3 separate regions of the Homo sapiens genome follow, and regions 1 and 3 are each linked to region 2. The links are chromatin loops, found by intact Hi-C in ENCODE. Cell type or tissue: A673. All regions are shown on one strand. Links, peaks and the distances in the headings refer to the core of each region. The heading gives the core; the rest is flanking DNA. Region 1 overlaps CCDC169-SOHLH2 (CCDC169-SOHLH2 readthrough). Region 2 has its middle 49 kb from the start of CCNA1. Region 3 has its middle 120 kb from the start of SERTM1.

Region 1 (10,702 bases), core at 1,155-9,154, 200 kb before region 2:
TTCCTGAACATTCATAAAGCCTTCCCCTTCTTGACTTCTGTGATACCATTCTTCCAGTTGTCCCCCCATCCTTTCTCAATATTTTTCCTTCTCAATAATATTCCCTAAATTGCCTCCTAACACTTTAAATGTCAGCATTCCCCAGGGTTTCAACCTCAATTCTATTTTTCAGACTGCATATTTTTCCTGAGCAATCCCTTGTAGTTTCATGACTGCATGTGACACTTATGACTTGGTGATCTCTGTTTTCAGAGAAGCAACTTTCCATAATCCAAAACTATTTTCAGTTGCTTCCAAACCACTATCACCTGTGTAATACACACAAACAAAACTAAACTTACCATTTCCTAACATCCTAATTTCAATTTCTATTATCCTGTTCATTGTAATCCATGAAGTTATTCAAGCCAAAACTCTCAATTGTCATTAAATTCTCTTGCAGTCTTACCCAATATCTAAGTATTCATGAAATCCTCATTCCTAAATAGATCTTTAATCTGTCTCCTCTGCTCCATCCCCATATAATACTGCCCAAGCTAAAAAAAAACCCACCTTCCCTTACCTAGACTACGACAAAAGCATCCTAGCTGGTTTCTCTGATTCAATTCTAACCCACCCTGAGGAATCCTTTCTTCATGGTGGTTGGGGTGGGGGTGGGAGGATCTTTCAACCTCTATATAAAATATTTCAATAGCTTCTTATCATATACAAAAAAAATTCACACTCCCTACCATGAATACCAAACCCTTTATTATTTAGCCCCTGCATATTATTTCCAGCTTCATCGCTCATCATCCCTCTTATTTATTCCAGACATACTGAACTAACTGTAGAGCTGGGGTGTCTTTAGACAGACTGACCCAGAAATACTTTATAATAATTTGAAAATCTACCTATCTTATGATTTTAAAATTCCACTTCTAAGAACATGTATACTTGAAGCAGTGGTTCTCAAACTTTTTTATTAGAATTACCTGAAGAGTTAATAAAAATATAGAGGTGGCAAGTAGGTTGAAGGACAGGACTTGGCCTTTGTATTTTTATGAAGTGCCCTAGGTGATTCCATAACCTACCAAAGTTTATGGATCACTGCCTTAAAGCAGAGGCTGGCAAACTATAACCTAAAGATCAAATTCAGCTTCTGCCTGTTTTTGTAAACCAAGATTTTTTAGAATACAGCCCACCAATTAGGTGTTGTCTATGGCTCCCTTTATACTACAGCAGCAGGGTTGAATAGCTACAACAAAGATCAGAGATCATACAACTGCAATGCTGAAAATATTTACTATTTATCCATCTACAGAAAAGTTTGCTAAGCCTAGAGGAACACTTTGCACTGAAAGACACATATAAAGATATTCACTGTGGCAATGCTTGTCATAGTGAGATTTTGAAAAATTCATGATGTACGTAAATAGGCTAATTTACGTAATTCATGATGTACGTAAATATACTAAGGATATACACATATAATGAAATACTATACAACTGATAAAATTTACTAGATCTTTATTAACATGAATGGAATTAAATAATGAGTAAAAGAATGATATGCACAGTATGATACTTTTTATATGCATTTTTATACATACAACATGTAGAGAGATATTAAAAATAAACTGAAATAATATATACCAAATTCATGGTAGTCCTTGCCTATAAAAAGGAAACAAAAAGAAGACAGGGAGGAGAATAAAAGGGATCTCAACTCTATAAATTGTTTTCATTAAAACATTTAAAGTCAAAAAGGGACAAAGATCTGAAGATTTATAAATACTAGAATATGGAGTTGTTTGCCATAATACACTCTGTGGGTTTCAACTCAAAATTAAAACCAGAAACAACCTAAAATACCCAGTTATAGGGAAAAGTAATTGAACATTCACATTCCAACACAATGGAACATAATATATCATTGAAAAATGCACATGAAGAGAACATAACATATGAAATAATTGACTTAATTACCCCAATTAGCATAGGATTCAAAACTGTCCATGCGGTAAGGTTATAATTATATTTTAAACAACAATAAAAACTAGCTGTAATCCTTTTTCACTTTGTTTGTTGGCTGACTTATTTATTTGGTTGTTCTTTTTAATCAATATGTATGCATACAAAAATTACTAAAAACAGAACTGTCTACAGTGGATATGTTTGATTTTATGATATTCTTTTTCTATACCTTTTATTTTCCAAATAATATCAGCTGAATACATGTTGAACGAATATGTATGAATGAATTGAATGAATACATAAAATGAAATGCCTTCACTTTAAATGACTTTGTGTGTGGCAGATACAGCCAACTGTACGCTCACAATCCACTCTTCTCTTCTTCCTGTATATTCAGTAAAACACTATATTTCCTAGCCTGTCATGCACACGAAGGTGCCCATATGATACAGTTCTAACTCCCAATGAAATGTCAAGGGGAATTACTGGGTGCAGCATCTTAGAAAGCTCTTTGAAGGGGAGTAGACGTGACCGGCTTTCACCTTTACCATTTCTCCTTCACCTATGTCTTTTTTTGAATGATAACGTGAAGCAGCTGAGAAGGCGAAGCAGCCATCTTTAAACACGAGGACAAAAGCCACTCACAAATGGATGGCAGAGTAGAAACTTAGGGGAAGCCTGGATTCCTGAAGGCATTATACAGCCACTGCACCACCCCTGGACTGCAAACCTCATACTTTCTGTCACATGAGGAAAAAAAAGAAAAGAGAAAAAAAAAACTTTACTTGTTTAAACCTTTCTCTTACATTCTGCCAAATGCAACCCTTGATACATCATGCTAAAATAAAATTTTAATAAATTACCCCACTGAAAGACACTTAGAAGATAATATAACGTATCTTACCTTCAGAGGAGAAAAGTGAACCTCAAGAAAAAAAAAAGTTGGAGGCACCAACCTATTATCAGAACAAAGACTAAAGCTTCACTCTCACTTATGTGAATAATTTTTTCTAAAATATTAAAATCACACTGAACTTTACATTTCAAAATGGCTGAAACAGGCGGGGTGTGGTGACTTATACCTGTCATCCCAGCACTTTGGGAGGCGAGGCAGGTGGATTGCTTGAGCTCAGGAGTTCGAGACCAGCCTGGGACACACGGTGAAACCTCGTCTCTACTAAAAATACAATAATTAGCCAGGCATGGTGGCATGAGCCTGTAGTCCCAGCTATTCAGGAGGCTGAGGTGAGAGGACTGCTTGAGCTCAGCAGGCAAAGGCTGTAGTGAGCCAAGATTGAACCACTACACTCCAGCCTGGGTGACAGAGTGAGACCCTCCCTCAAAAAAAAAAGAAATGCTGAATGGTAAATTTTAAGTTATGTATATTTACCACAATAAAAGAGAGATAAAATTATATTAAAATGAAGTCCACTTTAATGATATAGTTTAAAGATAACATTTTATACATTTTTGTCAAATAACATATAAAATATTACACATATACTAGTCAACAACGAGTGCCCATCCTTTTGCTACTCATAAGCAAATCTGTAGTTTGAAATTATTCAAAATTAGTATTCAAACTAACACATCAATTTCATAAGTATGTCTGTACAGATTACTCCTAAACACTAAACAATCCACAACAAGGATAAAGAATCGGGAAATTTACAGATGGTATTTGAATTCATACTCTATCCCACAAAAGCAACTAATTTAAGCCCTTTTCCCTAATTGTCAATTTAACAGGAAGCCAAAAATATGTCTGCATTACACAATTATATGTCTGAATTTCACAAATATTATTCTTTATATCAAAGAATAAGACTTAGTTTTGTCCTTAGCTAAGAGGGTCTCTTGACTGGATATAGGATTGTTGGATCCCAATGCTTTTTGCTTAGTAATTGGACACTTCTATCGCTGACTCCTTGATTAGATTTCTAATCTCTGCTGCTCAGACACACCCCTCTTGGATTCATGAGTACCAAACACTCATGAAAGCACCTGTCCAGAGAATAGAGAGGACCAGTTCTGTTTATACTGAACTTTCATTCTCTTTCCTTTCTGCTTGGTCTGTGGTCCCACTCTTCGTTGTGCTAATATTTCTTCAGTCCTTTACTGTGGAGAAATATAATTCTCTGTCTCTGGATCTAAATTATTAAATCTCTTAGAGAACCACATTTTCTTCAAAAATAACACAAATACATCAAGGAAAATAAATGTATTTTTTCCAACATGAATATGTTCCAGAGTCTCAGGTAGTAGTTAGAAAACCAATTAAACGCTCCTTAGATATGCCCTAAGGTATTTTACTAAGTCATACCAGCACTTGTTGCTACTCTCCACAAGGGTGGTGATACCCACTCTGTTGAGCTAGGACTGAGCCTCAGTTATCAAGAAGCAGGTAGACAGAATATTTTATATCCAGTAGGTAGTAATAAAATTCTACCTGCAATTAAGAAAAGGCACTAAGCTTAACATAGCCCTAGCAACTATTTCTAAATGCCACAAGAGGGCGATATAACTCTATGACAGCACATGGGAAAACAATTTTTCGAGTTAGAAAAATTCCTGACTTTCCAAGATATGGAAATAAAGGCATGTCTGGGTTGAAAGTAACAAGCGTGCAAAAGGACTTATTTCTCCTCAATTCATTATTAGCAAAAACACAGTATTTGTCTATATCTTTCTCTGAAGGTTGGCGGTGATTCAAAAAGCAATATCTATACATGCTCTGCTCTTCAGGACACCTGTGAATATAGCTGGCAACTTAGTGCTCCACCTATAGCTACTCAAAAATTATTTGTTGTCCTTCAAACAGATCCCTTGAACAAAACAGTTTATTTGGACCTTGCGCTAGTCTTCAAACTTCTCTTTGAAATACGTCTGGAAAAAATAGACATAATTTCCTTCAATTATTCTTTGTGTTTAATCACATTTCTACTCACCACTGGCATTCGTTCATAGACACGAATAGAAGATAGTCTATCTACAATAAATCAAATATGAGCACTTAATGTTTTATCAGTTTTAACTCAAATTATAAAATGTACATATGATTGGTTTTGTACCTGAAGAGTTTCCATGGATTTTTTCCACTTTCTCCTTGAGATAAACAATTTGCTTTTCTAGTTCATCATTTAATTCAAGTTGTGTCTCATAACGGGTTTTCCATTCACTACCTGAGTAAAAACAGGGAGAAACAATCAAGATCACCCCACCACCTCTCATTTATTCATTAAAATAACATTATGAGCTTGATCTTACTCTATTACTATATTTGACTTTATTGGCAATACAGATCAACTAGAAGGAAATAGTTATTAAGTCTGTATTTCTGTTAGTAAGATTTTCCAGACTGCAAGAATTAGACTCACACTCAGGCTACCAAACAGCCAAACCTTATCACAACTACTGCAATTCCTCTTCTTCCCTACTTCCCACCTGCTTTTTTCTTTTACTTCTTGTGCATCCTTACAATGAATTCAATTAGAGGGAATATCAGGACATGTTTCTTTCCTTGGAACTTGAAATACCCATATATATAATATCCATATATTTCATATATGATATTTCATATACATATCCATAAATATATATATTTCAAGTTCCAAGGAAACTTGAAATACATATTTATATATTTATACATTTTATATATGTTTATGTGTATATAAAATATCCTAAACATTACTAACCTATCCAATGTCATGTTCATTTTTTTTCCTTTGAAAGCAATTCTGAAGTCTGCTGAATAACTATCACTTACGTGTCTGCCGTGTGTAAAGCACACAATGCTTCACATACATTAAGTAATTTAATCCTCATTTTAGAAATGTAGTCACCTATTTTACAAAGATGAGGAAACCAAGGCTCAAAGATGTCAATGTCAAATAACATTCTTAAGATGACAGAGCTAATAAATAAGGGAACCGGGTTTTTAATCCAGTTTTATCTGCCTTTGAAATCATATCCTCTTAACTCCTAAGCTGAAGGAACAATGTACATTTAGCTATCTTCTCAGGCATTTTCTCTTAACCTTAAGCAGTTTTCTTTCACTAAACCCTTTTAGCTATTAAAGTCAAAGCATTTTCCTTATGTCTGGGGAAAAAGAAGAATACAGCCTAAAATTAAAAGGTCTTTGTTCAGATTCAAAGCCCAAAGCTAACTTTTTCGAGTCTTTAAAGTCAGGCTTTGTAGAGGGCAAAAAGATGGCTTCTTTTTCAACTTTAAATGCTCTTCACAGGTCTGAAATAACTGCTGCTACATAACAGTTAGTGGAAGAGTTAAGGAGAAAGAGTATTAGCACATACCACTACCAACCTCCTCAGCCCTGACACAGGTCTCCCTTACACCCTCATCTCTATGCAAATGCGGTCTACCAAAGGGGATGGAACCCCCTCCCATACTGAAACTGAAAGTCATTAACCCAAAAGCTTTGGAAAGGTACAAGAAGAAAGGAGAAGCCCTGAAAGACTAAACATTTACCCAAAAGATACAGTAGAGCTCAACTGTATGGAATCATCTTTATAACTTGCTACCTAAAGTCTCCCTTTGTCATGGTATCCCCTTTCCTAACATGGTAACGGATTCTTCAGAGCAAGATGAGAATGGTTACCAAAAAATTAAAAATGCAATTTATTTTTGGCACATCTGAGTACAGTTTATAAATTTTGACACCATTTTATTTAAAAATATTATTGACTTTTAAGTCAATCATCAAATTTAATTATCAAATATAGACAAGCCAGCCAGGCACGGTGGCTCACACCTGTAATCCCACCATTTTGGGAGGCTGAGGCTGGTGGATCACTTGAGGTCAGGAGTTCAAGACTAGCCTGGCCAATGTGGTGAAACCCCGTCTCTACTAAAGAATACAAAAATTAGCCAGGCATGGTGGCAGGTGCCTGTAATCCCAGCTACTCAGGAGGCTGAGGCAGAAGAATTGCTTGAACCCGGGAGGCAGAGGTTGCAGTGAGCTGAGATTGTGCCACTGCACTCTAACCTGGGTGACATAGCTAGTCTGCATCTCAAAAAAATAAAAATTTTTCTCAAAAAAATAAAATAAGATAGATAGATAGATAGATAGATAGATAGATAGATACATAGATACATAGATACATAGATACATAGATAGATAGACCGACCTATTAGTATACAGTCGTAACCAAATGGAATCCGGCTGCTTGCCACTTACAGAGTCCAATTAATAAGAGCAAGGTCTGGCATAAAGTGGCTTTATTAACCCCAACATCAACATGGGACAACACAAAAGACCCAAGATAGACACCAAAACAAGACACACAGACCTTGTAACCAGCACAACTCCTGCATGCCTCCCATATTAAGTTTCCCTTTGAAAGCCCCCTGCCTTTTCCCTAGAAATTGGACATGGTTATTTTGGATGGGAATCTGGCCACTTGTCCATTATTAGTTTTGGTCAATGAAGTCACTTTCTCTCTACTGGACCTCGCTTTTGTTAATTGAACTATGCAATCAGCACTTACAATTGCTGGTTACAATTTTAGTGTCCCGTATGGTGAGTGCTGTATGCTCCAGGGCCTGAGCCTGCCAGTCTGGTTTCTATCAGATGGGGCATAGGGCCACCTGTGAATACTAGTTGCTGATGGCTAGCTGACCCATGGCTAGGATATTAGGGAATTTCCCAGCAGCTGCCAAGACTCTTTTGTCTTAGGGATCCTCTCTTTTCTTCCTGCTATGGTGTCTGCTACCTTCAATGCTTCACTGGTGCAAAGAAAGTGACCTCTGGAGAAGCTGAGAAACTATGGAACTAGGTGCATTAGTCAGAGTGTACCCAACCACCTTCTGCCTCTTTTGGGGTGTCGCTGGGGCTCTGCTTTATTTAGACTTGGCTGCCAGTGAAACTATATGAGCATTTTATGCATTGGTTTTGTTTGTATTTGCTGCACCCTTGGGCCTTTGCTCAGTTCTGACTCAGTTGCCTGGGGGAGCCATTTGAAACTGAAATGAGGGATTTCGGAGTCTACACAGCCCCTTAACCAGGGATTTGTTTGGATGCACACCACCTGTTTGTCCGTGTGTGAGATCTTTGTGCACCCTGATCTCTTTGTCTCTCTTTCTCTCTCTCTTTCCCCTTTTTTCCAACTTCATCATCCTGATTATCTCAGAAGCCATCTACAGCCCTACTCTTCTCAGCCAAAACCACCCTTCGCTCCCTCTGGCTGGAAACAGTTTACCTTGACTGGTGACTTGAGGAAATGGGAGGGATTCATCCCACACCCTTCAGTTCTAGGGTGCTGAGGCTCTCCCTAAGAGGAGATAAACAAGAGAGGTAGGGGTACTGTGCAGTGGCTGGAAGGCTCATAAACCTCCCTTCCTTCTTTTCTCTTTCCTCTTCCTGCCCATAAAACCTGACCTCCTTTCTCCTCTCCACTCCTTTCTTTTTCTCTTTTCCTGTTCAAACCAGGAAACCAGTACTGAAGAGAAAAAACAATTTTCAACATCCTGGCCCCTGATTTTGTCATCCTCTTTGGGACTGCAGCTGATTACATATGGTGCATTTTTGTGTACATTTTAAACTGACGGGCAAATTACAGCAAGAAAAATTTAGAGCTCAAATAGTTAACCTGAAGCTATAGAGTTAAGTAGAGTCTTCTAAAGCTATCTTCCCTCTTCCCCTCTTTTCTGCCTGCTTTAAATCTGCTGTTACTAAGCTGCTGGTGCTAGGACTCATTTATGATCTAACTAGAATGTAAACACTGGAAAGTTGTTTGAAACTGAAAATAAAAAATAACAAGGGTAAAAGCGGTTTAAAAAAACTGCCATAGAGACTCCTTTACCCAAAATTTTGGTTCACAAATTTCCTTGGATTACCTATTAGGGCAAATGAAGTTTGGCCATATGAACAGGTTCCAATTTTGTCAGAAAAAGAACTTGAAGCCAGCTATCTTTTGTAGGTCTGTGAGTTTGTAATGCTGTCTCATGGCTGGAGTTCCAAGGTAAAAGCTATTGGTTATTTCTTTGTGCATGTATGTATACATGTTTAGATATATTTATGTAATATTCATGTATTATGTTCTGCGTTGTGTCTAGCATGTTATCAAACTGGCTTATAAGTAAATGAGTACTCAAAAATTAAGTCCAAATGCTTTTCAAGTGCATGTGAATTTTTAATAAATAAAAGTGGTTTTAAAATTATTGATAAAAATAGAAAGGTCTTCAGAATTGTCCCCATACATTTTTGTCTAAGTGGTTTTATATTTGTATCAGTGTGTATACAAAGGTGTCAAGGGTTGACATAAAGGTTCTAAGACTTTAAACTCAACCAAAAACAGAATAATCTTTGTGTATTTTTTTTTGACAAATAAGACTAACTTGTTAGTTCAATGAAACAGCTAAATCTTCAGAGTCATCAGCAAATACATTTAATTTTAAGGTTCTTAATTAGGTGCTCACCATTTAGTGTTCAGATTTTAAAAATGGTTAATAGGGAAATAACTTTATTATTTATTTTTAATTTTTTTTTTTGAGATGGAGTCTCGCTCTGTCACCCAGGCTAGAGTGCAGTGGCGCAATCTTGGCTCACTGCAAGCTCCACCTCCCTGATTCACGCCATTCTTCTGCCTCAGCCTCCCGAGTAGCTGGGACTACAGGCGCCCATCACCATGCCTGGCTAATTTTTCTGTATTTTTTTAGTAGAGACAGGGTTTCACCATGTTAGCCACCAGGATGGTCTCGATCTTCTGACCTCATTATCCGCCCGCCGCAGCCTCCCAAAGTGCTGGGATTACAGGCGTGAGCCACCGTGCCCGACCCGGAAATAACTTTAAATAATGATTAGTTTTGTGTAATATCTCAGTTTTCAGAAGTAATCTAGATAAACTATTAAGAAATGGAAAAGGTGAATACATGTAAATGAGATAAATGCTTGTAAGTGGACTTTTTGTGTAAGTTAAAATCTTAAAATTATTTTGAATTAAATAATAGATGCTCCAATCCAATAGATAATAATTTGATTTCTGGGACATTTCCAATTAAGAAAAGATTATGATATGGGAAAACATATTTCTAAAATTGTAGAATGGTTTCATCCAGAAAATCCTAACATCTGATAAACAGTTCAGGATTTCTTGCTTCCTAAGTTTTCACTAAAATTTAAGGTTACTAAGAATTCTAATATATAATTCTGCAAGTTGTGTTCTCATTTTTTAAAAAAGAGTAATTTAAGTAATTCAAAGGTTATTTAAAAGTTATTTCTAAAAGAAGGTAAAAAAGAATCAGTGAGTAGGGGAGAGAGATATAAAGAAAGTTGTGGATACAAAAATGTATTTATAATAAAAAAGTTATAAAACAAGCAAATAATTTTACATGAGAAAGATTTTATATAGTAAATTCTTATCCTAAAATAAAATGGCTAGTTATTCAGAAAACAGAAAATTTTAGGACAAGTCAGAAAGTCCAAGCATGTAATAAATGGTCTATGTAAGTTATGATAAGGTTCATAAAAGGAAAATTACAAAAGCTATTTTATATATTAAGTTGGCTATAATTAGAAGGGAATTATTTTTAATAGTCTTTCTAAGATTGATCCCCTATCTTAAAACAAGGTTTTCTTAAGGTATTACTTTTCTCTTAATAAAATTACAAGAGATTTTTAAAATTTTAGAAACTGTTTCTTTTAAAAGCTTCTCAGAATCATATCTCAGAAGTTCAACTATTGCTGTCTCACTGCTTTCAGCTTTTTCTCCCCCTGAGAAGGTCTGAGATG
Region 2 (10,702 bases), core at 1,687-9,686:
TATCTAACTTTCCAATACGCAGACATTAATGAATGTCCACAAGCATCACGAACATCCATTCATACCTTAAACACTAAAAGATAACTATATCAAAAATAATAAATACAAGAAGAGATAAACAATATCAAAAGACATAAAAAGAGACAATACTTATAGTAGGTGAAATAGACCACAAGTCAAAAGCTATAACTGAGTGGCACACTGAGACCACAGCTCCTGAGACCAGCACAGCACCAGGGCTCACTCAAAAATTGCAGTCACTATGGCCTGGCTGACACTCAAATTTATTTGGGGCCCTAGGCCACTTTAATCAGCCAGTGGTGAAGCGGGTTGGAATTCAGACTCTTCCTGTTGGGGAATTCCCTTCTGGCCCAGGGATGCTCTAAATATTCCCCTTGTGGGTACCCATAGAATGGTGCCAATGTTGTGCTCCACTGTGACAGGGCAGCACTAAGCTCTAATGCAAAGTCCACTCTCACTTTGCTCTCCCTCCCACAAAGCACACAGATTCTGTCTCTTGGCTGCCCTGTATGGAGTTGGGGGATGGGTAGTACAGGTAAAGCAAGACTATCTTTTCTACCCTTTTCAATGTGTCTTTCCTTGTTGTTATGCTAAAAGTAGGTATTGTGATTGCTCATCTGTTGTTCTTTTTTTATTATTATTTATTTATTTTTATTTTTTGAGACAGAGTCTTGCTCTTTCACCCAGGCTGGAGTGAAATGGCAGGGTCTCGGCTCACTGCAACCTCCACCCCCAGGGTTCAAGCGATTCTCCTGCCTCAGCCTCCTGAGTAGCTGGGATTACAGGCACCCACCACCACGCCTGGTTAATTTTTGTATTTTTAGTAGGACGGGGTTTCTCCATGTTGGCCAGGCTGGTCTCCAACTGCTGACCTCAGGTGATCTACCCGCCTTGGCCTTCCAAAGTGCTAGGATTACAGGCATGAGCCACCATGCCTGGCCTGTTGTTGTTCTTATGAAGGCGTTTTCTTGCATAGATAATTGTTCAATTTGGTGTTCCTGTGGGGGGATGATTAATAGCTTTTCTATTTGGCCATCTTGCTCTGCCTCAATCAGAAACCACATCTTAGTTGAGATTTGAAGGATGAATAGGGGTTATCCAGGCCAGGAATGTGGGATTAGAGGAAGCATACCTAGGTGGCATAAATAATTTGGATGCCAAGCCTACTTGGCTAAGTTTAAGAACCTTAAAGTTGTTCTGTTTGGCTGGAGAAGAGAGGCAAGAATTAAGGCCACTGATCTAGGCAGATGCCAAATGGAAAAATATTTTGAATTTATGTTAAAGAACTTGGACTTTATCTTGAGGACTGTGCATAATTTTAAACTGGATATTGACATGATTGCATTTGTCTAGAAACTTCATCCAGGCTACAGAATGGATTGGGTGGTCTGGGATTAAAGCTGACGTTACTTACTGTAGCATTTTCATACACAAAGTGAGAAAGGAGAAAAATGAAAAATATGTGAAGTTTGGTCTCCTCTGTCAGTGACTATTGTCTGTAATCTTGACCCAAGATTATGAAATTTATTCTTACGAGCATGGGATTCTGATTCTCAATGTCCACAGGAAAGTTTAAAAATATTCTACCTGGATATAAAGTAAATGGCTGCTCAAATTTCTGTCTGCTCATTATCCTACCCTGGAGCTTGAAAGGAAGCCACTTTCTAACACACGTAACAATTGTATAATTCAGTACCAAGAATTGTGGAGAAAAAACACCAGAGAATTATAGTGATTCAATTTAAAATCTACTGAAAGCTTTGGTTAAGGCTTATGTGGCTGTACAGAGAAATTGCATGAGGTAAGAAAGCCGTTGTCATGGCCACAGGACAGTTTGTATTTTGATAAAATTAAAATGCCCTCTCAGGAAGGTTCTATCATTCTCTGGAATAACTTTTTAGAGCTTGAGGTAAAGGAAAGGCAAGACATATGTGTGATAAGGCATTACATCCAGGTGATACGCAGAGTCTAGCTTGTATTCCAGGAGCTTCAAATTCTTGTTTTCTTTTCGTTTTTCACCACAGGCAGCATCAGAGTAAAATTGATCTAATTTCACAAACTGCACTTCTGGTAAATTTTAAAAGAACTTAAAACATCATCATTGAAAATGATACAATAAAAGGGGACATCTGCACATACCTTTTGTTCTAAGAATCTGAAATAGTAAGCAATCCAGTAGCATTCCAGGTAATAGAATCTATGTGGGATTGCAGTTGTTCAATATGCATAATTAATTAAATGCTAATTCTAATCATCATACTGCCAGATATAAATACCATCTGGGAAGGGTTGTCTTATGATAAAACTAACAGTGCAAACATTGTAACACTATTCAAAGGCAGAAGAAGCCATTCTGTAGTTTTGCTAAAAATAGGGTGCTTATAGTGTAAAAGGAAATTAGACGTGCATGTTCTGTCCACCAAAGGTGACCATTCATTCCATTCCAAATAGGAACACTCACTGCCAAACCACCCCTTTAAAATAAAAGGAGCTTGAGTTGAGGAAGTATAAGAAATTGATAGGTTTTCTGTTATTTGTACAAATGATTCTTCTTTTCTTTCATGCAGTTGTACGACTCTAATTAAATAAATAAGAAACTAGTGAAATAAACTTTAACAGAAGGTCTAAACATAAGCAAATGTTGCATTCTGCAATATTTAATACATGCTTCTTAAAGCTGATATATGTACACATACATATGCACACACACACACACTTAATCTTTCTCAAGAAACAGGTTGTTTTCAGTTGCATTTTGAGAAGTGTATTATTGCTTTGCTCCATTACTTTTAGTTTCTTATTCTGTGTAGAACTATTTAAATAGGAAGAAATATACTCTTCAAATCATTCTGGTTTAAAAATTGTGGCTTAGAAGCAAGCTGGCTTCACTTCCCCCACAGAAAATGAATATATATATATATACCCAGTATTGAGATCATCACTAGCAATATCCCAGAACTCAAGTATAAAGATGAGATAGCTCCTGGGTCCACAATGAAGTTAAAAAACTTTAATTCGACAGTAAGAGAATTGGATTTCCCATATCTGTGACACCACTCCCCCATCCCCAATCTGCCCAGCATCAAGTATGTGGAAAATTTCCCCGACTCAAGATTTTGACACTTTGAAAAGTGAAAGCGAGGTGGACGATCAGCTTCCCCACCATCTTGGGTTCCCTGGCAGGAAAGCTGTCTCTTCTTCAATCCATAGGAAATATTATGAGTGCCTAAAAGGAGAAGTATTCCTGAAGACAGGCAGAGTCAAAAGGAGGAGGCAAGACTCCCATCCCCAGCCCTGGAAATTCTGCTTGTAACTCAACCAAAAGAAACACCAAATCAGAGTGGCTGTTCAGTAGCCATGCTGTAAAAGGTATGTTCCACAGTTCCTCTGGACACAAACCCTTAACTAGCCATCCCACACTACTGGAATATCCGTTTAAGCTACCCCCCATGTGAGGTGGGCAGTGCTCCAATCATTTACTAGAACTGAGTCAAATCACTAAGTTGCTGTCTCCTTTTTAGGAAAGACTGCAGCAGCAGCATCATTTTTCCTCACTTAGTGGGGGAAAATATTTAACAGGTAAATTATAAAGAATCTCTGAGCAAACAGACCCAATGAAAATGAAAGCAAGCAAGACAGAGAAAACTGGAATAAATAACTAAAACTTCAATGCGAAAATATAAAAGTATGTATGCAAGAAACAAAAGCAAACAAAATCATGACCTCACAAAACAAGAAACCAGTGATTGGCTGTGACAAGATGATGCTACATGAGTTCTCTGACCAAGAATTCATATTAACAATTTTAAAGGAAACTCAGTGATCAAGATAACATGAAAAGGCAATTCATAAATTTATTACATATTAGCATTATAAATTTAACAAAGAGATTGAAGTAATAAAAACAAATCAATAGAAATCATGGATCTGAGAAATACATTTGCCAAACTGAAAAATTTAATTGAGGCTCTCAACAGCAGAACAGATCAAGCAGAGAAAAGAATAAGTGAGATCTAAGACAAGCTATTTGAAAATACATAGAGAAGAAAAAAGAAAAAAGAATGAGAAGGAATGACAATTGCCTACACAATATAGAAAATTACTTCAAAAGGTCAAATTTCAGGATTATTAGTGTTTAATAAGGAGTTGAGCAAGAGCAAGGAGTAGAAATATTATTCAAAGAAATAATAACAGAAAACTTTCCAAAACTTGAGGAAGATGTAAATATCCATATAGGAAGGTCAGAGAACTCCAAACAGATCCAACCCAAATAGGACAACCAAGGCATATAATAATCAAGCTTTCAAAAATCAAAGACAAAGACAGTATCCTAAAAAAGCAATGGAAAAGAAGCAAATAACATATAAAGGGGCTCCAATTCTTCTGGCAACAGGCTTTACAAAGGAAACCATATTAGTCAGGGGGAATAAGATGCCATTTTGCAAGTGTTGAAAAAGAAAAAAACCCTGCTATTTAAGAATACTGTATCCAGCAAAACTATTCTTCAAATGTGAAGGAGAGATAAGGTGTTTCCCCAGACAAACAAAAGCTGAGATAATTTAATCACCGCTACTACCAGACCTTTCTTATAAGAAATGCTAAAGGAAGTTCTTCAGTCTGAAAAAAACAACACTAATGTGCAAAAAGAAAACATGTGAAGGTATAAAACCTACTGGTAAAAGTAAATACATGGACAAACCCAGATTTCTCTAGTACTGTAATTGTGACTGCAATCCACTCATAACTTTAGTATGAAGTCTAAAAAACAAATCTATCAAATCTAATGATAGCTATGCAATCTTGTAAGACACAGACAATATAAAAATATGTAAACTGAGATGACAAAAAGTCAAAATGTGGGTAGGATGAATTTAAAGTGTAGAGGTTTTTTAGTTTTCTCTTTGTTGGCTTCTGTTCTTTGTGATCTAAGATACGTTGTCATCTCTTTAAAATAACTTGTTATATCTATAAGATTTTTTTGGTAAGCTTCATGGTAACCACAACACAAAAACCTATAATAGATTCACTAAAAATAAAAAGCAATGAATTAAAACATACTACCAGTGAAAATAAATTAACCACAAAGGAAGGCAGTGAGAAAGAAAGAAAGGAATAGAGGAAGTTACAAGCAACCAGAAAACGGGCAACAAAGTGAGGGTGGTAAGCCCTTATTTATCAGTGTTAATGCTGAATGTAAATGGACTCAATTTTCCAATTAAAAGACACAGAGTGGCTGAATGGAGAAGGAAGGAAGGAAGGAAGGAAGGAAGGAAGGAAGGAAGGAAGGAAGGAAGGAAGGAAGGAAGGAAGGAAAAAGAAAGAAAGAGAGAGAGGCCACAACTCCTAATTGCACTTCCTCCAACCTTTCTCCCAACCACAAATCTCATCTCCTTAAATAGCACCAACACCATCAGCTGCTCAAACAAATTTTAGAAGTCATCCTCAATTCCTCTGCATTTCTTGCACAGTGAGCATGTTCTGCTCATCTCCTCCTGCTTGCCCTTCAAGTCAGCCTGCTCCTCCCCCTAGCCTGTGCTCCCACCACCAGCTCTCATTTGAATAACTATAAAATCCTCCAGCTTGCTCTATCTGCTTCAACTCTGTCCCCTGAAAGTGTTCAGTTTTGGTTTAGCTTCAAACATTAGAAATTTAATATTCCAAAGGATTCTAAAAACGGATTAAATGTGCCAACAAGAAGGAATTTTAATATGCATGCCATACCAGAAATAAATTGCTTTTCAATAAGATATAATCTCCAATAAAGTGCTTTTTCTTATGTCTGGCTAGAAGCCATAGACTCCGTCACTTTCTTCTCTTTTCAGAATCATATCTCTTTTCTGTTTTATATATTTTATTGATACATAATAAATGTACCCACTTTGGTAGGCCGAGGTGGGCGGATCACCTGAGGTCAGGAGTTTGAGACTAGCCTGGCCAACATAGTGAAACCTCATCTCAACTAAAAATGCAAACATTAGCTGGGTGTGGTGGCAGGCACCTATAGTCCCAGCTACTAGGGAGGCTGAGGCAGGAGACTCACTTGAACCTGGGCAGCAGAGGTTGCAGTGAGCCGAGATCATGCCACTGCACTCCTGCCTGGGCAACAGAGTGAGATTCGGTCTCAAAAAAAAAAAAAAGAAAGAAAGAAAACTACCAATTTTCAGGTATCTGTGATAATTTAATACATGCATATAATGTGGGAAGATCAATTCAGCATAATTGAGCTACTGATCACATTAAATATGTGTATTTTCTTTATGCTAGAAACATTCAAGTTATTCTCTTCTAGCTATTTTGAAATGTACAATTGATTATTGTTAAGTATAGTGACTCTACTGATTTATCGAACACTAGGTTTTATTTCTTCTTCCGTTTATTTGTACCCATTAATCAACCTCTCTTCACTCCTCCTTTCTCCCTACTTTTCCTATCCTCTGGTAACCAGCAATCTACTTTCTATCTTCATGAGATAATACTTTCTTAGCCGCTACATATGAGTGAGAACATGTAATATTTGTATTTCTGTACTTGGCTTATTTCACTTAATGTTGATTCCAGATTCATCCATGTTGCTGCAAATGACAGGACTTTATTCTTTTTATGGCTAAATAGTATCCTATTTTCTTTATCTATTCATCCGTTGATGGACAATTAAGTTGATCCTATAACTCTTCAATATATTGATTTCCTTTTTTTGGATATATATCCAGAAGTGGAATGAATGTACCACATGGTAGTCCTTGTTTCTTTCTCATCATTTGATTGATGATGTTTCTCATCATTTCTTTTTTAGCTAGTTTGTTGTTTATGTATAGGAATGCTACTGATTTTTGTATGTCGATTTTGTATACTGTGACTTCACTTATCAGTCCTGAGTTTTTTGGTGGAGTCTTCAGTTTTTTTCTGTATATAAGATCAAGTTATCTGAAAACAGGAACAATTTGACTTTCTCTTTTCCAATTTGGAGATCCTTTATTTCTTTCTCTTGTCTAATTGCTCTGGCTAGAACTTCCAGTACTATTTTAAATAAGAGCGGTAAAAGTGAGTGTATTTGTCTCGTTCTAATTATCAGAGTAAAAGCTTCCAACTTTTCCCCATTCAGCATGCTGTCAGTGGTGGGTCTGTCATCTATGGCCTTTATTGTGTTGAGATACACTCCTTCTATACCTAATTTGTTTTGAGTTTCTATCATGAAGAAATGTTGAGTCTTATCAAATGCTGTTTCTACATCTATTGAGATGATTCTATGGTTTTTATTCTTCATTTTGTTGATGAAATAGATCACATTTATTGACTCGCATATTTTGAATCATCCTTGCATTTGGGGGATACATCCCTCTTGATCATGGTATATACCTTGATGTGCTGTTGGATTTGGTTTGCTGGCATATGTTTTGCGGATTTTTGCATCTACCTTTATCAGGAATTTTGGCCTGTACTTTTCTTTTTGTTGGTGTGTCTTTGTCTGGTTTTGGTATTAGGGTAATATTAGCCTCATAGAATGAGTATAAAATCATTCCCTCTCTTTAGCTTTTTGGAATATTTTTAGGAAAATTGATGTTTGTTCTTCTTTAAATGTTAGAATACAGCATTGAAGCCATCTGGTTCTGGCTTTTCTTTTTTGGAGAGACGTTTTATTACTGCTTCAACCTTGTTACTTGTTATTGGTCTGTTTAGGTTTTCTATTTCTTTCTGGTTCTGTCTTGATGGGTTGCATGTGTCAGCAATCTATTCATTTCCTCTAGGTTTTATAATTCGTTGGTATGGAGTTTTCCATAATAGTCTCTAATGATCCTTTCTGTGGTATCAGTTGTAATATATTCTTTTTTCTGATTTTATTAATTTGGATCTTTTCTCATTTTTTCTTGGATAGTCTAGCTAAAGTTTTGTTCATTTTTGTTTAACTTTTAAGAAAACAACTTTTCATTTGGTTAATCTCTTGTATTGATTTTTTAGCCTCTATTTTGTTTATTTCTGCTCTGATATATTCTATTTCTTTCCTTCTACTAATTTTGGGTTTGGTTTGTTCTTGCTTTTTTTAGTTTTTTGAGGAGCATTATTAGGTTGTTTTTGGAAATCTTTCTATTTTTTGATAAAGGTGTTTTTTTTTTCTATAAATTTCCCTTCCAGTATTGTTTTTGCTGTGTCTCACAGGTTTTGGTATGTTGCATTTTTATTTAATTTGGTTCAAGAAATGTTTTAGTTTCCTTCTTAATTTCTTCATTGACTCATGGTCATTCAGGACCATGTTGTTTAATTTCCAGGTATTTGTACAGTTTCTAAAGTTTCTCTTGTTATTCTAGTTTTATTTCATTGTGGTCAGAAAAGAGACTTGATATGATTTCAGTTTTTAAAAATTTGTTGAAACTTGGTTTTTTGGCCTAACATATGGTGTATTCTAGAGAATGTTCCATGTGCTGATGAGAAGAATGTGTATTCTGCAGGTGTTGGATGGCATGTTCTATAAATGTCTGTTAGGTCCATTTGGTCTATAGTGCAGTCTAAATCGAGTGCTTCTTTTTTGATTTTCTGTCTAGATGACCTGTCCAATGCTGTGAGTAGTGTATGAAAGTCTCCAGCTATGATTGTATTGAAGTCTATCTCCCCCTACATATATATATATATACACACATATATATGTGCTTTACTGTTATGTGAGTATATATTTACAATTCCTTTATCCTCTTGCTGAGTTGATCTCTTTATTATTACATAATGACCTTCTCTGTCTTTTTAAAAATATAGTTTTAGACTTAAAATCCATTTTATTTGATATAAGTGTAGCTACTTCTGCTCATTTTTGGTTTCCGCCTTGTGGAATGCCTATTTTCATGCCTTCATTTTCTTTCTTTTCTTTTTCTTTTTTTCAGACAGGGTCATGCTCTGTTGCCCAGGCTAAAGTGCAGTGGCACAATCATAGCTCACTGCAGCCTTGAGCTCCTGGGTTCAAGCAATCTTCCCACCTCAGCCTCCCTTTTAGCTGGGACTGTAGGAATGTTCCACCATGCCTGGCTTTATCCCTTATACTTTCAGACAAAGAAAATATGTGTGTCATAGGTGAAGTGAGTTTCTTATAGCTAGCATATAGTTGGATCTGTGTCTTTTATTCATTCAGCCAATCTATATTTTTTAACTTGGGAATTTAATCCATTTACATTCAAAGTTATTATTGATAGGTGAGGACTTACATTTGTTAATTGTTTTCTGGTTATTTTATATACCTTTGTTCTTTTCTTTCTTGCTTCTTATTTATTTTCGGAGTTTGATGGTTTTCTCTAGTGATTATGTTTGATTATGTTATCTTTCTTATTTGTGTATCTGTTCAAAGATACATAATTTTATACTTTTGAGCTTTATACTTTTATATGTTGTCATTACTGTAGTTATTGTCCTTGTGCTTCCACATACAGTGCTCCCTTAAGCATTTCTTGTAAGGCTGGTGAAGTGGTGATGAATTATCTGTTTTTGCTTATTCATGAAAGATTTTACTTCTGTTTCATTTCTGCATGATAGCTTTGTTGGGTATATGATATGATTTGGCTGTGTCCCCACCCAAAATCTCATCTTAAATTGTAATCTGAATTATAATCCCCACATGTTGGGGGAGGGCTCTCATGGGAGGTTATTAGATCATGGGGGCAGTTCCCCCACACTGTTCTCATGGTAGTGAATGAGTGCTCATAAGATCTGATGGTTTTATAAGGGGCTTTTCCCCTCTTAGTTCTGCACTACTCTCTCTTGCTGCCATATGAAGAGGAACGTGTTTACTTTCCCTTCCGTCATGATTGTAAGTTTCCTAAGGCTTCCCCAGTCATGCAAAACTGTGAGTTAATTAAACCTCTTTCCTTTATAAATTACCCAGCCTCAGGCAGTTCTTTATGGCAGCATGAGAATGGACAAATAGAGTTTATTTCTTTCAATACATTGAATATATCATCCCATTCTCTCCTGGCCTGTATGCTTTTGTTGAGAAATCTGCTGTTCATCTAATGAGGATTCCCTGATATGTGACTGGATACTTTCTCTTACTATTTTAAAACTTCTTTGTCTTTGCCTTTTGAAAGTTTGAGTATAATGTGCCTCAAAGAGGACATTTTTGGTTGAATATATTTGGGGATTTTTGAGATTTCTGGGTCTGGATATCCATATCTCTCCCAAGAATTGGGGAGTTTTCAGCTATTACTAGATTAAATAGATTTCGTATGCCTTTTTCACCTTTATTTCTTCTGAAATTCTGGTAATATGATCATTTATTCTCTTAATGATGTCCCATAAGTCCTGTAGCCTCTTTTTTTCTTTTTTATTCTTTTTTTCTTTAACTGGTTTATTTCAAAAGCCCTTTTTTTTAAGGTGGCTCTGCAAAGAGCCTTTGGTTTATAAGGCAGTGTTATTGTTATTATTATTATTTTATTATTATTATACTTTAAGTTTTAGGGTACATGTGCACATTGTGCAGGTTAGTTACATATGTATACATGTGCCATGCTGGTGTGCTGCACCCATTAACTCGTCATTTAGCATTAGGTATATCTCCTAATGCTATCCCTCCCCTCTCCCGCCACCCCACAACAGTCCCCAGAGTGTGATGTTCCCCTTCCTGTGTCCATGTGTTCTCATTGTTCAATTCCCACCTATGAGTGAGAACATGTGGTGTTTGGTTTTTTGTCCTTGCGATAGTTTA
Region 3 (10,702 bases), core at 1,077-9,076, 75 kb after region 2:
AACAAATGAATAGCCCAGAAGGCGTGGATACGAAGTCATTAAAAAGAACAAATGTGAAGGGCAGGATTCTAGAAATTGGTGCCAAGGATAGGACTAAGTTCTCCTTCTAAATGTGATGGAAGGCATCTTTTCAGAGAATAAGGGCTAATTAATAAAGATTGGTTGCTGTTCCTGGCATTGAGAGTTTTAAGGCACTTACTGAAGGAAAACAAAGTGGTATTGACCCAGCCTTAAAGCCAGACATTGATGAGGGCACCGGAAACCATCCACACAACACAAACACTTTCCTGTCATTTTCCCATAAATGGAAAGAGCAGAAATCTGCCAGCCTTTGGTTCAAAGATCTTGTAAGACTTTAAAATACACATCAGAGATATTCCTGAGAATGACACAGCACCTTAGACTAAGCCACCCTGGACAGCAATGCTGAGATGAGATGCCTGTCTCAACCCTGTAACTCAAAGACTCAAGTCTTCTTTTGTTTCTGTCAATTGCAAACCCCAATGTACTCTGTAGTCATCCAGAGTGTTAGCGTTTAGAAGGAAGTTAGAAATAACATAATCCAAACCCTTTCCTTTATAGCAAAGCAACTGAAGTCCAGAGAACGGAGACCATCCAGAGCCGCACCCAGTTAATGGCAGGGCAGAGACTGAAACCCAGATGCTATTTGTTGTCCACCTTCTTCTAATATCTTGGGGGTTGTTTACCATCTGCTGGCAGATTCCCTGGCTATCACCAGCCTCCATGTCGGTTATTAACAACTTGAAAGCAAGGACAATACCAAATACCATGGGGTGGTGTTTGCCTCTGATTGATGGTTTTGTTCTCACGAAGTTAGCACTCTCTGAATGGTTTCTTATTTTCTAGACATGTGATGTCTGCTGTTGGGCAATGTCTAAGCCTCAGTGGTTTTGATAATTAGGCTTTCTTCCAGTAGAGCTTTTCCTCTCTTGCTTTTTCCTCAACAGGTAGCCCCTCTTCCCAGCGTGGCTGCTTCTCTTTTGGGTAAACACACATGCAAAGCCTGCCCTGATCCTCCCTCTAGGCAGACCCTGATGCATCTTCTTTGGGGCACCTTTCACTAATCTTTAGACTTGCCCTTTATAAGACATGAGTCTTATCATTAAGATTACTATAATATCTTCTTATGATTGTTATTAGATTATTATAATAATCTTATCATCCTTTATTTGCTGGTCTGTCTTCCTAATAGATCATATGCTTCATAGGATCAAGAACTGTGACTTTTTGTTTCCCTAGAGACTTGTCTGTTGGCTGAAGAGCAGTTCATCCACCAGAACAGGAAGAAAGGCTGAGTAGCTGGCCACTGGCTCGGAACAGCAGATGAGGTGGTGGGAGCAGACAGATGTTCTCTTCTAGTTTCCTCTGCTTTCTCTGTGAAATAGAAAGGAGGATCCTTGCCTGAGAAGAAGGATGGGAAAGGGGGAGTTCTGGAGGTCTGGGGAGAGACAAGAAGAGAAGGTGTGAGGTTGTCAGGAGAGAGGGTCAGAGCACGGAATAGTTTGGGAACAAGATGATTGACAAGAGAAGGGGCATGGTCGTGGGACAGTCTAGGATATGTGAGACATTTACCTAGGACAGTGGGCGAGAGACTGGACCAGGGAACTGTTGTAGTATCTATGAGAAGTACTTGGGGCCTACTTGAGGTTAGAGGCCATGAATTTCAAGGGAGACCATTGGCCAGATTGAATGTTTTTTCCAGATGCACACATTGTGCAGATGAAGGCTCAGAGTTGATAAAAAGTTGTAGTTAGCCATGTTCAGGGTTTTGCTGAGAGAGTGCCACAATAGGAGAAAGAGGCCAGGATGGTAAGGGAGCAATGTCAAGGACTCAGGACAGCAATGGACTGTGGGATCTCAGCTGGGTGAAAAGGGAGGGAAGAAATGAAGGAGCTGAGGGACAGTGGTAGGGCCACATGAGGACCAAAGAACTCTGAGATCAGCCTGCCAGGGTAGGGAGTGAGAAGAAACCTGGGAAACCGCACATCCTTTCTAATATGATATGAAGGCAAATAGAAGATAGGAGTGTGTTTGCTTGTTTTAATGTCCATACTAGGCAAAATAAATTATTGGTACTATATTAGTTCTCATAATGCTTTTGGTCATTTTACCAGTCCATGAAAGTAAAGTCTGGGAACCACTTGTTTAGAGAAAACAGCCTGCAAGCCTGTCCTGAAGTGACCTGGCATTAGTGTCTCCAGTGGGAGGGAATTCTTTGCTTTAAGACTTCTCTGTCTTCCCTGAGCCAATGAAAGTCATGGAGAGGCACATGGATTGAAGACCCTTAAATTTTCCTTAATGTGTGTACAAATCCACGCCTGAGTTGGTTTTCTGTATCATTTACCCTACAAGTGGATTTGAAGCTGGCATGCTCTTTCTTGAGTCCCTAAATGCCTTGAGGATAAAGTGTCCACATAGCCTGACAGGGCAGAATCTCTCCAGCTGGGGTTTCCAGGAAGCTTTGAGCAAGAGGTGTGGAAATCAGAGCTTCAGCAGCTGCTGCCTGCTGGGAACAATAAGCTGTGGCCCTCCCTTCAAGCAGAGTTTTGTTTTCTGCTGGTGTCATATCAAATATGCCATCAGTGTCTCCATGGTCCAGCAGTAACCAGTGAGTAGCCTCACAGCAACAAGAAGCCAGAGAATTAAGTGTCTCAAGGTCAAGGAAGCAGGGCCTTCTTGGATCAGCTATGGAGCATTACCTTAGCCTTGTTGGCTTGGGCCTAGGGAGAGCTATACATCACATCCTAATGAGCAAATATGAAAGGATCAGAGAATGATGAAATGACTTCTGCTCAGAAGGTCACAGAGTAATGGCTCTCCTGATGTTGTCTTGAGCCAAGTTACAACAGGACAGAATCTGCTAATCTTGAAAGAAAAGGCTTTGTCATATGTCAGTGTTCATCTTTTTTTCTCTCACATTCTCTTCCTCACCAAAATCAGGATCTCCTCTTCCTCCCCTTTCTCCTCCTCTGCCATTTCCTTCTTTATTTAATGTATAGACCTCTTTTCATTTAGGCTGTTCATCTTATACAATATAGTGTGATGGCTCTGGCCACAGGTTATAGATTTCTGAGATTTTTCATGCTGCCATGAATATATACTAATGTTTGGACATTGGGCATATTATTTTTTTAACTTCTATTTTAGATTCAGGAGGCACAAGTGCAAGTTTGTTACCTGGATATATTGCATGACGTTGAGGTTTGGGGTATGAATGATCCCATCATCCAAGTACTGAACATGGTACGCAATAGTTAGTTTGTCAACCCTGTCCCCTTCTCTTCATCCCTCCCCCATGTGGCAGTCCCCAATTTCTATTGTTGTCATCTTTATGTCCATGAGCACCCAATATTTAGCTCTCACTTATAAATTAGAGCATGTGGTATTTGGTTTTCTGTTATGGCATTAATTTGCTTAGGATATTGGCCTTCAGCTGCATCCATGTTGCTGCAAAGGACATGATTTTGTTCTTTTTTATGGCTGTGTAGTATCCCATGGTGTATATGTACCACATTTTAAAAAATCCAATCCACCATTGATGGGCACCTAGGTTGATTCCATGTCATTGCTATTGACAATAGTACTGCTATGAATACACACATGCATGTGTCCTTTTGGTAGCATGATTTGCTTTCTTTTGGATATATACCCAGTAATGGGATTGTTAGATCAAATGGTAATTATGTTTTAAGTTTTTTGAGAAATGTTCACACTGCTTTCCACAGTGCCTGAACTAATTTATATTCCCACCAACAGCGTATAAGCATTCCACTCCCTTTTTTTTTTTTGACATGAGGCCTTGCTCTATCACCAAGACTGGAGTGCAGTGGCACAATCATGGCTCACTGCAGCCTTAACCTCCCAGGCTTATGTCATCCTCCCACCTCAGCCTCCTGAGTAGCTGGGACCACAGGTGCAAACCACCACTCTTGGCTAATTTTTAATTTTTTAAAAATGGAGACAAGGTCTCATTACATTGCCTAGGCTGGCCTTGAACTCCTATGCTCAAGCAATCCTCCCTCAGCCTCCCAAAGCATTAGAATTACAGACATAAGTCACCACACTCGGCCCACTTTTCTCTGCAGCCTCACCAACATCTGCTGTTTTTTGACTTTTTAATAATAGCCATCTGACTGACGTGAGATGGTATCTCATTGTGGTTTTGATTTGCATTTCTGTGACGATTAGTGATGTAGACAATTTTTCGTGTTTCTTGGTCAAGTGTATGTCTTCTTTTGAGAATTGTCTGTTCATGCAACAATAGCATTCCCCTTTCTAGTGTTGTTGGAGGATTAAATTTTAAAAAATGCCTATAAAGCTCCGGAAGTGCTGACCACAGAATAAGCATGCAATTAATGTTATCTCTTATAATTATCTGTAAAATGTACAGAATATGCAGGGAATGGGTTTAGAGACTCATGCTAACAAGCATTTATAAACACATACAATTATCTTGGTGTTAAGGGAAGGTATCACAGAATGACATCTTTGTCATCTAGTGCCATTGGTTTTGGTCATTATTTAAGGTATGACTGAATCACCTGCCCCCTGAGAGTTCTTCCTGGGGAGTCCCTCCTGAAAGTCTTTCTTAGAGATTGTCCCCAGTTGTGAGACAATCTCTAGATGACTGTCTCCTTTTGCTTTACTATGTTAACCCCTAGTCAGAAACATAATTTCAATGAGACAGATTCCTAGTTTTAGTAGAAAATTAGGGCTTTTTGAAAACCACTTTAAATACCCAAAGTGAAAAATATCCAAGTGACCTGAAAAAGAAGTCAACATACTTTTCAAAAATCTCAGTTTTTCTCTGTTTACAGAAATGGGAAATCTGGCTGCAGAAGATACCTTTTTTCTAAAATGCATAAGCCTATCTTGTAGAATAATTGGATTCATAGCTTAGACCTAGCAGCATTGTTTCCCTTGGAACAGAAATGGGTGTACTTAAAAGGAAAGTTATATTTGCTAAAAAATAAAGGCTGCTCTAACTCTAGTGGCCCATGAGGACTGAAACACTAGAGCACATTTATCATGCTGGTTCTGTGAGGTTGTTCAAGGGCTGAGATGAAATACATTTGGAAAGTTTTGGTGTGTTAGGTGAGCCAGAGCAGGAACTGCATCCCTAATGCATGTTCTCATTAGGAGAATTGCTTTCTAATTTAAAAACTCACCAGACCATCGCTTCAGTTTCATCCTACAAATTCTACTAGGAGAGTGCATGTTGCACTAAAGAAGTAGTTTTTCTTTCACTGATTTGAAAACATAATATTTGTTCACTAATGCAAAATGAATCGAGACTTTACCTTTGAATGCTCAGGAGCATGTCCATCTTTGAATAAACTGATTTTAACTTTGTTTTAAAGCAAGATGATTTGGGCTCTCATAAAATCATTGGCGATGTGGGGCCGAAGAAATGCTTTCACTCCAAAGAAAGTACAACAGCTTCACTTCAGTGAAATTCCAGTAAAACGACCCTTCCAAATGATACAAACTTTAGACTTGTTCTTTGCTTTGAAAAATTTTTGCAAGAAAAGAAAACCAAGTGAAAAAATTAAGTAAACAGAACTTCAAACACTTTATCTTACATTTTGCTACATGGTTAAGGAGATGGTTGTGTTTGTAATGCACAGGGAAGAAAACAGGGCATTTTGATCAACCATGAAAATAATATTCAACAAACCATGTGTTCTTTTAGAGTTTAAAAATTCTGAGACATCTTTTAAAAGTGAGAATATTTTATTTTAATCATAGTATGCAAAAAGTTCCTAGGTTTTGTAAATTTGGTACTGTGTATTTTTATTTATATCAGAATTAATATAGCCTAAATTTTATAAGTTCTCTTAATTTTTGCTCTCTCTGGACAAGGATTAGCACTTCTCATCCTCCAAAAATGCACAGGCTTCCTAGACAAGTATCTCTTTGAGGAGTTGGGTTGCAAAAATACGAAGAATGTTCTAGAATTCGATAGTACACTAGGGAAAATATAGTTAACAATTTATTCTATATTTCAAAATAGCAAGAAAATAAAAATTAAGGTGTTCCCACCACAAAGAAAAGATGATGTATGAGGTGATGGATATTCTAATTACCCTAAGTTGGTCATTACACGTTGGATACAGGTATCAAAATATCACATGTTCCCTCAAAATATGTACAACTATTATATATCAATTAAAATGCCTTAAAATTATTTTTAGGCAGTAGCTCACACCTTTAATCCCAACATTTTGGAGGCCAAGGAGGGATGAACACTTGAGGCCAGGAGTTTGAGTCCAGCTTGGGCAACACAGTGAGACAGTGAGACCCTGTTTCTACAAAAAAATTAATAATTAAAAAATTACCTGTGTGTGGTGGTGCATGCCTGTAGTCACAGCTACTTGGGACTTTGAGGCAGGAGGATTGCTTGAGCCTAGGAGGTTAAGGCTGCAGTAAGCCCTGATTGCACCACTGCACTCCAGCCTGGGCAACAGAGTGAGACTCTGTCTCAAGAAAAAAAATTGGCTGGGCACAGTGATTTATGCCTGTCAGCCCAGCACTCTAGGAGGCCAAAGCAGGAGGATTGCTTGAGGCCAGAAGTTTGAGACCAGACTGGGCAACATTATGTAACCCTGTCACTACAAAAAAAAAAAAAAAAAAAGAATTTCAAAGTTTCATACAGTACCATTTACTCTTGTGGTTGGCATAGAGTTCTATGGGTTTTGAAAAATGAATGGAGTCATGTATCCAGCATAATACAAACCAGTTTCATCACCTCCAAAATTTCCTCTGCTGCCCCTTAGCAGTCAACTATGCCCTTCTCATACCCCCAAGTCTCTGGCAACAACTGATCTGTCCTCTGTTCGTATAGTTTTGCCTTTTCCAGAATCTCATAATAAAGGAATCATATAATACTACATAGCCCTTTGGGTCTGTACTCTTTCAACTGGCAAAATGCATTTGAGTCATCCATGTTGGTACATGTATCAGTATTTGGTATCTTATTATTGCCAAGTAGTATTCCATCATACGTATATACCACAGCTTGATGATGATCCTATCACCTGTTGATGGAAATTTGGGTTGTTTTTTAGTTTTTGACAACCATGAATAAGCTGATTATAAACATTCATGTACAGGCTATTATGGGAACATAAGCTTCCATTTTCTTTAGGTAAATTCCTAGGAGTGAGAATCGTTGGGTCCTTTGGTAAGGGTATGTTTAACTTTATAAGAGACTGCCCAACTATTTTCCAAGGTTGCTGTACCATTTTGCATTCCTTCTAGAAATTTACCAGAGTTTCAGTTGCTCTGTGTCCTCACCAGCACTTGGCATTGTGAGTTTCTTTTTATTTTAGCCATTCTAAGAGTACAGTGGCATCTCAACATGGTTTTACCTTGACTTACAATGTTGAACATCTTTCCATGTTCTTATTTTCCTTCTTTGTATTTTCTGTGGTGAAATATCTGTCCAAGTATTTTGCCCATTTTAATTGAATAATTTACTTCTTTCTGCTGAAGGAAAAGGTGGGGCATTCACAAAATGATTAAAGTCCTGGATTTACACATGGAAATGGGGGCTGAAACCAAGGAGGTTCTTTATATATTTTAGATACAAGTCCATTTTCAGTTATGTAATTAGAAAATATTTTTCTCTCAAGGTGTAGTTTACTTTTTTTCCATCCTATTAAAAGTGGCCTTTATAGGTAAAGAGGTTATTTATTTATTTATTTGAGACGCGGTCTTAGTCTATTGCCCATGCTGGAGTGCAGTGGTGCAATAACAGCTCATTGCAGCCTTGACCTCCCAGGCTCAAGCGATCCTCCCACCTCAGCCTCCTGAGTAGCTGGGACTACAGGTACCTGCCACCATGTCCAGCTAGTAGAATATCATATAACTACAGAACAGATAGGACTTTAGCTATTGTCTATGGGTATCTAATTTCTTTATGTTTCAGAAAGCAAAATTAAAACCCCGTCAGGTATAGTGACTCACTCAAAGTCACTTACAGTAATGATCCAAGGTCTGCTGTGGCCCCTGCAGAACTTTCCTCCTGTTTTCCAAGAAATTCCACAGTGGGCTATGCAGAACATTATTTCTGTGCATTAGCTGCAAAAACAGGGTCCTGTGGTTATGTATGTTGGGAAATGCTGTATACCCACTCTCCAGGGCATTTTAAGGAGGTTGCAGGTTTTAAGGAGTCCATGTAAAGGTATTTGTTGCGCTCTGTTTGACCCAGGTTTCCCATGTTTATTTGCCTTCTGGATTAGTTTGCCTGAAACCTACTGACATAAACATTACCTGCCTGATGGGCTGTGTCGCATGTCAGAATAGGCTGGGAGTCAATGAATCTGCAGACAAGAAACATGAGACCTGGGTGGTTACAGCTCCTGGGCAGGTTTGCAGGGAGAACAAAGCACTCGAAGGCTCACTTCACCAGGCTCTAAAAACCAGCAAAATTGTTTTCTCAAAATCCAAATAAATAAAAGATTAGTTTTTTTACTCTTATGAAACAGAGACAAAAGATAAGTTTTCTCTTAAGCTAATATTGAGTATATATGTACGAATTACTCAGGTCATAGCCTTATAATTTTGTTAGGTATAGGAAATTGGGGTTGAGTCTGTCCTAATTTCAGGCTATACTCCCTATATATATGTGCAGACATACATACAAACTTTATTCCCTCTCACTCCATGTCAGAGATGAGTATAAGCAAGATACAGTCCCAGACAGTAAGGAACTCAGAGTCCCATATGCCTTCTTCTTTTGGAGAAGGGGAGGTAAGAGGGAGTCATAGTTTTCTCGGTTCTAATTCCCACCTAAAAACCTGAGGAATCCAGCTTTTTGGAGAGCCCAGAGCTCTTCTTGCAAACTAGTCACTGAGTATGAAAGAAACATCTCATTATCAAGCAAGAAGCAATGACAGGATCTGACGCCTTTCTTTGAAGTTCCCAACTCCCCCCTGCTCTGGCTCAAATCCTGCTGCTGTCCTCCCTGGGTCTCTCATGTGGGTTCTGCTGCCCACTCCTCTGGCAGCAGCTTCTTTCAGGTGAGCCTCTGGATGGGTCTTCCTGCCAGCGTGCCTTCTGCCCCCTGCCTCCTTCACACTGTGCAGACAGCTGGAGCTCTTCCCAGGCATTGCCAGAAAGGACTGAAAGTCACCCCTGACTGACTGAAAGAGAGCCCCTGACAAGTTTGTCCTAGGAATAGACAGCTAGATCAATGGCCTTCTCTTCCTACATCTGTTTGGTTGAGTATCTGCCAGACACTGAGCTAGGTGACAGATACAAGGTAGCTATGAGGCTGTTCTTGTTTTTAAAAAGTTTATGACCTGTGAGGAAGCAGATCAGACTTACAGATAATTTAAGTGATCTGGCAAGTGCTACAACAGAGGTCTAAACCGAGTGCTACGGATGCTGGCCTTAGTCTAAGGGTTGTAGGAGGACACCTCCTGCCTCCTGTGCAGGTTACTCCGCTGGAACATGGCCCTGCACTGGGACACAGATGGTTTCCGGAAGGCAAGACTTGTTTCCTCAAAGAGAAATACATGTCTGATTTGGATTTCCTTTTTCCCTGACTGTCACAGACCCCATACCAATCAAGGATAACATTCTCCTCTCCTCAGGCCTAGTGTTCTTTCAAACCCTATAACAGGGCGAAATTCTGGCTTCAAAGGATCAATCCAGCTTGTGTCTGAGAGCGGGCAACACTCTGCAGGGGGTTAGCTGTTCCTTCCCTTGAGGCACTGGGACAAAAACAGCACTCACTTAGGTATTAACCCTTGCGTGCATTGGCTATTTTTCCTGGCGCACTTCCTTCCCCAGCACAACTCCCAAAAGACCCTAGTGTGGTTGTTCCCCTCCATCATTCACATTTCTTACTGATGCTGTCTTTGCTTTCTTCTTACTGACTCTAGAGAAGGATATAGTCTTGGATGACATTTTGAAAATAGAAGAGCCGAGGTTATTAAATGATCATTGCTATCATTCCCACCACCCCTGTCTTCAATATTTCTAAATGTAGAACATTTGAATACCTTGTTTTCTAACCCATGTGTCATCCATAACAAAAATATGTGTAAAACGGGCATAAACAGGAAGGCAATGGTGAGACTATAGTTTCTCAATGATCATTAAGGAAGATTTTCCTGCAGTCAAGTTTTAGAATTGTCCCTTTGTCTGACATCCTTTAAGTTTTTGAGTCTGCAGATTTGGGATGCGTGAGGGGTATGGCTTCCCACCACTTTTATAATTAAGGGGAAAGGCTGCTGTGAGCATAGGAGTGGGGAGGCTGAAGTGGCAAGTCAAGAACTGCATACATGTGGTAATTCAACATCTAGAGACTGATGCCTTTAAAACATCTGTATCCATGTATCCATCAACCCTTGGAAAGCCTTAGTTAGAACCTCTACTGAAGCCCATTCATAACATTCAGGGTGGACCAAACTCTCCTTCAATATCCTGTATCTCAGGGAACTCATCTTCTCCCTAAGAAGTTTGTTTCACTTTCAGGCTTTTTATTTTTCTTTAGGCTACTGTAATCAGTAGAAAATATCACAGGAGACCCTTGCCAAGTTAAAAATCAATCAACTGATAAGTCAAATTTGAGTGTTAAATTTTTTAAAAGTGTGGACTTTATATTTGCCATTAAATCTTAGCTTTGCTTCTTAAAAACAAAAACAAAAAACAGCACTCGCATTCTCAACCC

The links. Hi-C counts contacts between places; a loop is a spot of excess contacts. Peaks named below come from ENCODE experiments on the same cell type or tissue, not always from the same donor. Only the 100,000 strongest peaks of a DNase experiment are listed, where the experiment ranks them.
Region 1: a loop joins it to region 2, with 5 times the contacts of the local background. A loop is called at or near these places in 5 of 110 quality-filtered maps.
Region 3: a loop joins it to region 2, with 2.8 times the contacts of the local background. A loop is called at or near these places in 2 of 110 quality-filtered maps.

Annotation. Positions count from the first base shown.
Region 1 is chr13:36,278,565-36,289,266 of GRCh38, forward strand. CCDC169-SOHLH2 (CCDC169-SOHLH2 readthrough) reads right to left here. Exons shown (of 16, transcript NM_001198910.2): 2 at 5,028-5,138. The coding sequence starts at 5,042. CCDC169 (coiled-coil domain containing 169) reads right to left here. Exons shown (of 8, transcript NM_001144981.3): 3 at 5,028-5,138; 4 at 4,905-4,945. Among named protein-coding and RNA genes, the nearest start is that of CCDC169, 14 kb to the right of the region's middle. In A673, for the core only: a CTCF peak has its summit at 4,458 (motif pointing right); a DNase peak (open chromatin) is centred at 4,497; H3K27ac peaks cover 497 bases.
Region 2 is chr13:36,475,773-36,486,474 of GRCh38, forward strand. No RefSeq gene overlaps it. Among named protein-coding and RNA genes, the nearest start is that of CCNA1, 49 kb to the left of the region's middle. In A673, for the core only: no CTCF peak of the experiment used is centred there; DNase peaks (open chromatin) are centred at 4,559, 5,169 and 5,489; H3K27ac peaks cover 6,930 bases.
Region 3 is chr13:36,551,224-36,561,925 of GRCh38, forward strand. No RefSeq gene overlaps it. Among named protein-coding and RNA genes, the nearest start is that of SERTM1, 120 kb to the right of the region's middle. In A673, for the core only: no CTCF peak of the experiment used is centred there; a DNase peak (open chromatin) is centred at 4,158; H3K27ac peaks cover 3,854 bases.